Regions from separate parts of the Homo sapiens genome. Here region 1 is linked to region 2. Evidence: read pairs that join two places in POLR2A ChIA-PET (ENCODE). Cell type or tissue: MCF 10A. All regions are shown on one strand. Links, peaks and the distances in the headings refer to the core of each region. The heading gives the core; the rest is flanking DNA. Region 1 has its middle 7.5 kb from the start of S100A10. Region 2 overlaps LOC124904421 (a long non-coding RNA gene).

Region 1 (5,384 bases), core at 186-5,185, 60 kb after region 2:
TTTCTCTCCACCTGACAGGACTCCAAGGCTCTAAGGATGGAAGAGTCATAATTGGAAAGAGCCTGGGTACCTGAATCACTGTATGGAGGAAAATCACTTGCTGAGCAGGAACATCCTCATTGGACTAGCTATGTGGGTGAGAAAGAACCTTGGAATTTGAATGTTTATTTGCTACAGCATAACCTTAACAAAGTGCTGGTATTGAGTGCTAGTATTTTTGGCTGCACATTTGAAAGGATTAATTTGCATGTGTAGTAATTACACTATTATACTGATGACACCTCAGCATAGTGTCATTGTTTGAGCAGAACTACTTACTGCCCTGGTCACTCTTTTAGATACTTATGAAGCAAAGTTCACACAGGTCTTAGCAAATGCATAGTGTCATTGTTTCTTGATGTGTATCAAGCTGTGCCCTGTACCACATGGAAACCTGTGAAAACCCAGCTCAACATTCTGTCTGCCCAGACACCATGTCAACAGCATGAATCATAGTTGTATAAACTTTACCTACCAATTGCAATACCTTGGGAAGGAGTCTTAGCACTTCTTCCTGCCTCCTCAGTTGAGAATCACTGATTTACAGTGATCTGGTCAAGACTTTTTGCTGGCAATCCAAAAAGGAAGACAAACCAACCAACCCAGGTATGGCTGTATTAGTAGCCCCTAAATAGGGAAATCCTATAATTTGTTAAACATTTCCCATATTTTTTTGAACATTTCGGTTGTTTCTAATTTTTTACTGTCAAAGCTAACTATATATCAGAGACTACTTTTGAATAAATATATCTGCCCTCATGTTTGTTTCCTTATGATATGTTTCTATCAGGACCTATCTTTTTTCACTTATTTATGTGGATTTTAAGGGACAAGTAGGAATAAGCCCCATTGTGTGGGGGCAGACAGGAGGGAAAGGCATGTGCCTGATGGAGTTGTGAGGTACTATGTCTGTGCCAGGAACTACCTGCTGTTCTGCATGAGGAGAGTGCAGCGTCCTTTAGAGTCTTGGATGGGGATGAGTCTTGAGAGAAGGTGTCTTTCCTGGGGTGCCTGAGATATTCTGCTAAGGAGTTTCCTAAGGTAATAAGAGCCGCTAAAGAATGTGAAAAAGGGCATTATTAGCTGCATGGCTCTGGGCAATTCATTTCACCACTATGAACCTGGGTCTCCACCTATCTTCTGGGATGATGGAAAAGACTGAACCATCTAATGAACTTGAAGCCATCCAGCTCAGCAAGCAGCAGGTTCTGGAAGGCAGATCCCCACCTCCTCTGTGTGATCTCCCACTCTGTGGAGGGGCAGTTGTCAGGAAGCCAAACAGGGCTCTTCTGTCACCCAGGGTTTTTAGTGTGTGTGATTCGTGAATGCCTTTCAGCAGACTTCTGTCTAGGGTACTGGGAGGACTCCACCAAGGCTGTGCTTGCTGTGCTAACATATCTCTTGGAGCTGCAGAAGCTGAAGAAGTGTAGCTTTTTAAATTTGTTTTTAAAAATAGGATAGCTGTTAGATTGGGGTCGAAAACCACCTGTCTTCTCCTACAGGTGAGCTGCAAATTCTAACAATTATAATCTATCAAATATTTACTGTGTACCTACTAATTCCTGGCATGTTATGGGTCCTGGAGATATGTCAATGACTAAGACAAATTTCTGCACTCACAGGCCTTACATTATAGTGGGAAATGATGCAGGCAACCCCCAAAGTGGAGCTTAGCCCACTGGGTTCTTGGCTTTGCCTAGGAAATTCAAGGGCAAGCCAGAGGTAGAAGAAAACAGCTTTAGTGAAGAGGCAGTGTTATAGCTCCATGAGTACTCCTACAGAGCAGGGCTACCCAGTAGGCACAGAGCAGCAGCTCAGGGCAGTTTTGCAGTTGTATTTATATAACCCACTTTTAATTGCATGCAGATTAAGGGGTGGTTTAATGCAGAAATTTCTAGGGAAGGGGTAGTAGATTTTGGGTCATTGGGGCATTGCCATGGAAAGGGGTAGTAACTGCCCAGATATTGCCATGGCAATGGTAAATTGACATGGCACACTAATGGGCATGTCTGATTGAAAGCTGCTTTTGCCCAAGCCCTGTTTTAGCTAGTCCTCAATCTGATCTGGTGTCTGAGCTCCGCCTCTGGCATCAAGTCCCACCTCCTACCTCAGGAAGGCAAATAAAATAGAAATAGAGGGGAAAATGAAACTAATACAAAAATTTGGTAAGTTTATAATGAGTGCCATCATGGGAAATCAAGAGTCTGAGTGAGAGAATTGAAGGGACCCATTTTAGGTAGGAAATCAGGAAAGACTTCTCTGAGAAGGGGATACTTAAATCCAGCCTTAGAGGAGGAAGAGAAACTAGGATTGCAAATAAAGGAGGGGTGGGAGGAAGTGTCCTAAGGGGAGGAAAAAGCCCATGAAAAGGCCCAGAGATGAGGAGAAGCTGGGTCTGTTAGAGGAATTGAAAAACCACTAGTGTGTCTGAAGCAAGGCAAGTGTGACATGGGATGAGGCCGAGAGGGAGTACAGCTGAGCTACAGGGATCTGGTCAACCCTTTTTGTTGGTAATGGAAAAAATAAAACAATTATGTAATATAGTGGTTGTAAGTGCAGACTCTGGAGTTTCAGACAGGCTTGGGAGGAAATCACGTTTTCTCTGCCCCTCATTAGCTGTGTGATCTTGGACATGTCCTTTTCCAAGGAGAAGACAACTTACTCTTCACCTTCAGTGAAGTGATCAGGCAGAACGGAATGCTAGCTTGTCTGAATCCCAGTGTTTGGCACTCGGGGAGAACTCTGCAAGACATGACCTGCCTATCATGGACTGTGGTCTGCCAGACTGATAGGGTGCATTTCTCCTCTCTTCATTAAAACTTGAGAGCAAGTGGTGTTCCAGGCAAACATTTGGATGCTGTGTCAAAGGGAAACAGTTACTGAAGCCACAGATACTCTTTGTTCATTGATGATACTGGAATGTGGCTGGGGAGAGCTCAGACCCACAGAAATTGGACTCTGTGGGGCCCCAGTGACTCAAACCCCTTGTGAAATGCTGGCTGCTTGGTATGAACTGACGCCTCAACAATGTTAGCAGCAGCTAGCTCTGGGGTTTCTGGGCAGTCCTATTGGCTGAAAGCTGGGGAGGCTGCCATAAGGCTTTCTGGAAATATTTAAAATGGACAATTTACTGGGAAAGGGTGTGTTCTTGCTTTGTAGCTAATGCTGTGGGACCCTCTGGTGGCCACAGTGGGAATAGCTTGACAGTGGGGTTTACTTTCTCTTGAGTGGCCCAGGCAGGAAATCCTTGGCTGGAAACCAGAGGATTGAATATGGGGCTGGAAAGATTACCTAGTTGGCTTGAGATGGAGGCTGTGATTTAGGTTGACATCCTACCCCATTTTCTCTTGCTTTTGGCAGCATTTCTCTGGGCTTGAGCAGTGAGAAAAGTAATGCTCTGTGTACAAGACGCCAAAAAAAAATATATATATATATATATATATAGGTGAAAATAGGTTGTTAAGTTGAACTAGTGTCTGGTACCATATGGACCAAAACCTCAGTTTGAGCATAGGATTCCACCAGTTTTATTGGTTGACTTTTAAGTGAATTCATTCTAACAGCTTTGAGCACAGATATTCTGAAAGCTAAAGTGCTTAGCTGTTGGAGGATGTACTGGCTGGTAATTAGTGGGGCATCTGTGAGGTCTTGTATCATGTGACCAATGTATGGTCATATGACCAACATATGGCCATTTGATAGAAGAACACAAATGGGCTGGACACGGCTCATGCCTGTAATCTCAGCACTTTGGGAGGCCGAGGCAGGCAGATCACCTGAGGTCAGGAGTTCAAGACCAGCCTGACCAACATAGTGAAACCCTGTGTCTACTAAAAATACAAAATTAGCTTGGTGTGGTGGTGCATGCCTGTAATCCCAGTTACTTGAGAGGCTGAGGCAGGAGAATCACTTGAACCCAGGAGGCGGAGGTTGCAGTGAGCCGAGATCGCACCACTGCACTCCAGCCTGGAGACAGAGCGAGACTCTGCCAAAAACAAACAAACAAACAAACAAACAAAACAAAAAAACCCCCACAAACATACTCCAAGTCTTCTTGTTAAAAATTAACACAATAATTTTATATTCTATGAAGTTCTGTCTCATATGTTATCTTATTTGTTTCTTATGATCACTCCAAGAAATATTTTAGGTCGATTAGTGCTATGATTATAGTAATAATTATTGTGGTTTATGTATATTATCTGTAAATCTAACAAAAGCCCTGTAAAATAGATAGCCAGTCTGTTTTCAGATGTGGAAAGGAAGCTCAGAGAGGCTACATAACTTCCCTAAGGGCATTGATATAGTCCTATTGGAACCCAGATAAGCTTAGTCTCAAAGCCTCCCCTCTTGTCACCACCCGACTCTGCCTTACTCTTGGTAGAACCACAGCGATGACAGCTGCTTGGGAACATAACCACAATCTGGGCAGGAACATGAGAAGTGTTCACAACCAGCACTGAGGTGAGGTAGCATGTGTGGGCAGTGCTGCACGGGGGACTTCAGAACAGCAGGCTCCCTCTTGGCTGGACTCTTAAGAATAACTTCATGGGTGACATAGGATTTGAAGTGAGATTTGTAGGTTGGGTCAGATTTGATAGGCTTGATTGAGCATATGGGACAGGGGCTGAGAGAAGAGTAGTCCTGGGGGAGGAGTAACACGAGGGAAGATGCCAAGGGGAGTATGCACAGGACACACTGGAGGAACAGCAAGAGTGGCTAGAAAGAGGGATTGGGTGAGGGATGAGGGCTAGATTATTGATGCTTTTGAATTCCAGGCTAAAAAATTGACCACTCTGCAATGAAACCTAAGCTTTTTTTTTCTGGCTTCTGATTCTCTCTCAAAATTTACCAGTCTCTGGAGCCGCTTGTGTCTTTAAGCAGAGATCATCCTATAGCCCTCAGCTCTTCCCAGCCTCCTTCTCCTTTGATCACTGTGTTGGTAGACACAGTGAAATCATAGAGGGAGGGACCACGGCCAGCTGTGGAGGAGAGAGCAGCTGTGATGTGAGAATGGGGTGAAGCTGGGAGAAAATGAGGGCCAGGAGATGAGGGAGGCCCACCCTGGAATGATGGTGGCAAGGGTGGATGAGAAGGTACAGATTTGAGAGAAAGAACAGGAAGAATCTGCAGGCTACTGCTACTGAGCTCTTGGCCATAGGGAGAGGAAGGAGCAGAACTGCCAGAAGTTTTCAGACCTGGACACCTTGTGCTCTGGTGCCTGCCAAATGCAGGGAGGAGCACTGGTTTGGGAAGGAAGGTGCAGACTAAGCTGCTAAGCTGCTGGTGGGGTTTCTTAGGTGAAAACAACCTGCTTTGTGATTAGTCTTAAGTTGTTTGCCCCA
Region 2 (5,384 bases), core at 254-5,253:
GGATATGGTGGTATGTGCCTGTAGTTTCAGCTACTTTGGAGGCTGAGGTGGGAGGATCAATTGAGCCTGGGAGGTTAAGGCTGTAGTGAGCCTTGATTGCACCACTGCACTCCAGTTTGAGCAACACAGCAAGACCCTGTCTCAAAAAAAAAATTAATTTAAAAATAAAAAAGAAAAACAGCACAAATATATTATTATGTTACAGTTCTGTAGATTAGAAGTCCAAACTGGGTTTCACTGGACTAAAATCAAGGTGTCAGCAGGACTATGTTCCTTTCTGGAGGCTCCATGGAAAAACTTGTTTCCTCACCTTTTCTAGCTTTTAGAGACCACCCACATTTCTTGGCTAGTGTCTCCTTCCATCTTCAAAACCAGCAACATTGCATCTCTCTGTGCCATACTTTCATAATCACATCTTCCTCTGGCTCTCACTCTTCTGCCTCTCCTTTCTACTTCTAAGGACTCTTGTGACTACATTGGGCACACCTAGATAATTCCTATTGCAAGGTCATTTGATTAGCAACTTTAATTCTATCTGTAACCTTAGCTCCCTTTTGCCATGTACCCTCATATACTCATAGGTTCTGGGGATTAGGACATGGACATCTTTGCAGGGCAGGGGGCATTATTCTGCCTTCCTCATCGAGTACTAACATAGTTGACATTTTTAACATCATTTTACTAGTTAAAGAATTTAGCTGGCCAGGCCCAGTTGCTTACGGCTGCAATCTCAACACTTTGGGAGGTCAAGGTTGGTGGGTCACTTGAGCCCAGGAGTTTGAGACCAACCTGAGCAACATGGTGAAACATGACTCAACAAAAAATACAAAAATTAGCTGGGTGTAGTGGCATGTGCCTGTAGTCTCAGCTACTCAGGGGCCTGAGGTAGGAAGATCACATGAGCCTGGAAGGTTGAAGCTGCAGTGAGCTGTGACTGTGCCACTGCGCTTCAGCCTGGGCCACAGAGCAAGACTCTGTCTCAAAAAAAGGAATTTACCTGTTTGTACAATCTGGCAATTAATGAATGTCCTATTTATTTATTTATTTATTTGAGATGGAGTCTTGCTGTATCACCCAGGCTGAAGTGCAGTGGCACAGTAATAGCTTACTGCAAACTTGACTTCCTCAGGCTCAAGTGATCCTCTTGCCTCAGCCTCTTGAGTAGTTGGGACTACAGGCCTGTGCCACCATGCCTGGCTAATTTTTTTTATTTTTAGTAGAGATGAAGACTCACTATTTTGCTCAGGCTGGTTTTGAACTTCTGAGCTCAAGCAGTTCTCCCATCTCAGCCTCCCAAAGTACTGGGATTACAGGCTGAGCTGCTGCTCCCAGCCTTGAATTCCCTTTACAACGTGGGCTCTGTAAGTATGTCCTTCCATCATAATGGTCCAACATCCTCTTTTTGTAGCAAACATTTTGTAATGCTCCCTTTGCTCTCCTGAAATGAAGTTCACAGATAATGTAGCATATACTTGCCTAACTTAAAAAACCAAATGGTCATGTAAATGAGAAATAAAAGGGAAGTAATTTATGATAAAATGCTGTTAATTTCAAGAAAGTGATGATGATTGTACCACTTTGTGAATATTATTAAAACCACTGACTTGTATATTTTAAGGGTAAACTTTATGGCATGTAAATTATATCTCAATAAAGTAATAAAGAATATGGCTATTATAACCTAAAAAAAAAATGCTGTTAATTCCAATATGTAATTTCTCAAACATAGCTACTTAGAAGACATAATGATGGAATAAGACTCTTGCAAGTACACACAGAATCACTGTGATTGCAATAACTACAGGTACTGGATGATACAGATTAATTATGCTGGCAAATCAGATTTGTTGTTAGTTATCTAATTTTACAAAATGTGAACAACTCTTGGGAACATTCCAAACAACATGAAGTTTAGTTTTACTTGATTTACATGACAGTTGCATTCCTGGAAAATTTGGTAATATTTATGCTGTACAAAAATGCTTTGTGTTTATATGTAAAATGAAATTAGGCTCCAGGTTCAGATAATCATAAACAGTGTTTTTACTTACATAAAGACTGAGAGGATTTATAAAGTTGTGTAGGACATGGGGGCAGTTTACCATTGCCCTGACCCATGGATTGCAGAACATCTAATATGTAACCCTAACACTACCCAGAAAATGCTGGCAGTGCCTGCCAGTCATTGTGACAACCAAAAAAAATTAAGACTCATTCTAGAAGTGAAATCATCCCGGTTGAGAATCATTGGTCAGTGGGTCAGCATTTTTGAGTTACCTGGGATTTTCATTAGGAGAGATGACAATAATAAAGTTGACATTTGTTGACCACTAGTTATGTGTTATATGCTCTTCTAAACATTTTGTCTGTTTTAACTCATTTAATCCTCACAAAAACCCTATAGTCTAGAGTCTATTATTATTCCCAATTTACTGATGGGGGAATTAAAACTCATTGAGGTTAAGTAACTCATCCATGAAATCAAAGCTAGTAAGTAAAGAAATCAGAATTCAAACCTAGGCAGTTTGGTGCCAGAGCCTGTGTAAGTAACCATTGCACCCCACTCTGTTATGGTAGAAGCTGGGCAGTCCTGAATCAGTTCCCCAAAAATACAGTGATTTAAATAAAATTTATTAGTGTATCCTAAGTGAATCTGACTAAGCCTGTTGCTGGGGAAATCGGTCAAGGTCATTTGACTCCCTTTCTAGCTGCCCTGCCTGTCTCTCTCTCTCTCTCTCTCTCTCACACACACACACGCACACATACACACACAGTCTTTTTCAAGGTCATTTGACTCCCTTTCTAGCTGCCCTGCCTGTTTCTCACTTAAACACACACACACACACACACATACACACACACACACACACGCACACACAGTCTCTCTCTCTCTCTCATAGTATTTCTTCCCCTGTCTGGCTCACTGGAAGAAATGACAATATCATAGCTGCTCCAGGTCTGTGAATGATGACAGTAAGGACTGGTGAAAATGAGTCAGGAGCCATTCATTGGAAAGATTGTGTAAGTGTATGTATTGTATTTTCACCACTAATATAGTAACTTGGTTACAGTTGCTTGGTAACTATACACTGTTCTAAGTAATCCTTAAAAACTGGCTCTGGTGAATGCCCACAGAGATTTTTCCACCTCTTTTTGCAGCCTCTAGTTCTCACTACTGTAACAGGGCAACAAAAATCCCATAGTCCTTATGTCATACCTTTGCCCACACTCCTCCTTTGTGTTTGGCATCCACTCATAGCACTCTTTTGCCAAGTTCTGCAAGTTAGGAATTCGAACCCATGGCATGAAAACACTTCTAATAGCTCTTAAAATTACTATTTTTAGATATTTATGGGCAAAATTTCAACACTGCTGTCCCTTATTAAAGGAGAATAATTAAATAAATTTCATATTTTGAGTGGAAGACACCTGACCACACTGAACTTGGATGTTTTAGTTCCCTACTCTGAGAGGCGGGCTCAGTGGAATCCTAGGACATTAGGGCTGGAGGAAATAGGGAACTCCCTGCTCAGAACAGAGGGCTCCCCCAGGACAAAACCCTGCTGTGTGTTTTCTGTGTGACTTTACGTAAATTAGTTAAGCTCCTCAAGACTCAGTTTTCTTATCTGTAAAGGCAGATAACACTAGTTCCTAACTCATAGTGTTGTAGGTGTGGAGAATGAAATGAGAGGATGGGTGTACAACAACAAGAACATTGGGTACCCAAGGCAAGTGATTGGATGGAACAAGCAGTAAAGATCACGTGTGCTCCAAGGTCACCCAACTTTAAAGGTCTGAAGCAAATGTGCAGGGGGTGCCATCAGTGGCTAGAGTTTATGAATTAGGGGTCTCTACATGCTTGGTCGTCCATGCAGTTCTTATTTATTTATTTTGAGACAGAGTCTCACTCTGTCGCCCAGGCTGGAGTGCAATGGCGCAGTCTCGGATCACTGCAACCTCCACCTCCTGGTTTCAAGTGATTCTCCCGCCTTAGCCTCCTGAGTAGCTGGGACTTCAGGTGCATGCCACCACACCCGGCTAATTTTTGTATTTTTAATAGAGATGGGGTTTCACTGTGTTGGCCAGGCTGGTCTCAAACTCCTAACTTCGTGATTCTCCCGCCTCGGCCTCCCAAAGTGCTGGGATTACAAGCGCAAGCCACTGCGCCCGGCCCATGTAGTTCTTTAAAAACATTTTAGTAATTTGCCTACCTTAAATTCAGGAGATTTCTTATAACAACCTGAATTTTTGGCTTCTCTTGAAACTGTGGGAAGGTCTAAAAATCCTCTGCCCTCTTTCCTATATGGCCACAATAGATAGGAACTGGGTAGGGATTACCTCCAAGGGCATTCTCTCTTTAAGTACTTGTGATCAGCAGCTCAAAGGCATTTGAACTGACTGGTGCCTGGCACACAGAACATCTTACCCAATAACTGCACATAGCAATGATAAGAGCCAGCAGGGGTCAAGTCCTTCTCATGTGGAGGAGATAGAAAAGCAAGAACCCAATACTGAGCATTACTAACCACATCATCTAAGAACTCCTGTAACTGAAGTAGAGCATCAGTAATCTTAGCCATTCACCGGAAACATTTAGGCCCATTCATCAGAAATGTTTCAAGCTAGTGAACAAGAATGTGTTTTCATGCCTGTCATATCAGGGCATTCAGTTACATACTCAAAAGGAAGTCCTTGAATCAGGAAGATGGCTCTGGTCAAACAACGTTTCTATGGTTTGTCTTTTCCTTTTTCTAATACATCTAGAAAAGTCTAATTTTAAAATACTCCAAGGATGCCTCGTTGATCTTATTTGGGGAAGGGAAGAATAGGAATGTTTGAAATTCTCAAAATAATCTTAAAACATAATTAAGGTAAATATTTGATTTAACTAAACACTCTGTCATTTAGTAGGGAATGAGCAAAGTGGCAAGAACCAAGTAGCAATTTGGGGGACTTCAGCCCCTTACTCCCACAAAGACACCCCACTCCCCAATAAATATTCATTCCAAGTAAAATAGTGGTTTTTTTGCCATTGCAAATGAGGGGCAAGACAAGTGCCCAAGTGCCACATCTCTTCCCAGACTATTACCCTACGTCCTTCCTTTTTAGAAATTTCCAAGGGACAATGAGGAGGTTGATGGCTGCCTATACCCCTCTCTCTGAAGGGAGTTGTGAATTAAATCAACAGGAATTAGGTCTCATTCCACAGAATCATTCATCCCTGCACTAGTGAATTTATTGCAAATAATGTGGCTTTATGGTTTGTTTTGCTGAAGTCCATCTGACTCCCTGTTTTGAACATGATACAGGTGCTTGGTTGGAACTGTGATCAGAATTTCTTTTTTATTTTTATTTTCTAAATTTTTATAGAGGTGGGGTTTTGC

The links. Peaks named below come from ENCODE experiments on the same cell type or tissue, not always from the same donor. Only the 100,000 strongest peaks of a DNase experiment are listed, where the experiment ranks them.
Region 1: POLR2A ChIA-PET joins it to region 2 with 15 read pairs; 18 of 35 experiments call an interaction of 5 or more read pairs at or near these places.

What each region holds. Positions count from the first base shown.
Region 1 is chr1:151,998,690-152,004,073 of GRCh38, forward strand. No RefSeq gene overlaps it. Among named protein-coding and RNA genes, the nearest start is that of S100A10, 7.5 kb to the left of the region's middle. RefSeq lists a silencer at 284-578. In MCF 10A, for the core only: a CTCF peak has its summit at 3,207 (motif pointing left); DNase peaks (open chromatin) are centred at 462 and 3,152.
Region 2 is chr1:151,938,560-151,943,943 of GRCh38, forward strand. The region is part of intron 1 of LOC124904421 (a long non-coding RNA gene); the gene reads right to left. Among named protein-coding and RNA genes, the nearest start is that of THEM4, 32 kb to the left of the region's middle. In MCF 10A, for the core only: no CTCF peak of the experiment used is centred there; a DNase peak (open chromatin) is centred at 2,992.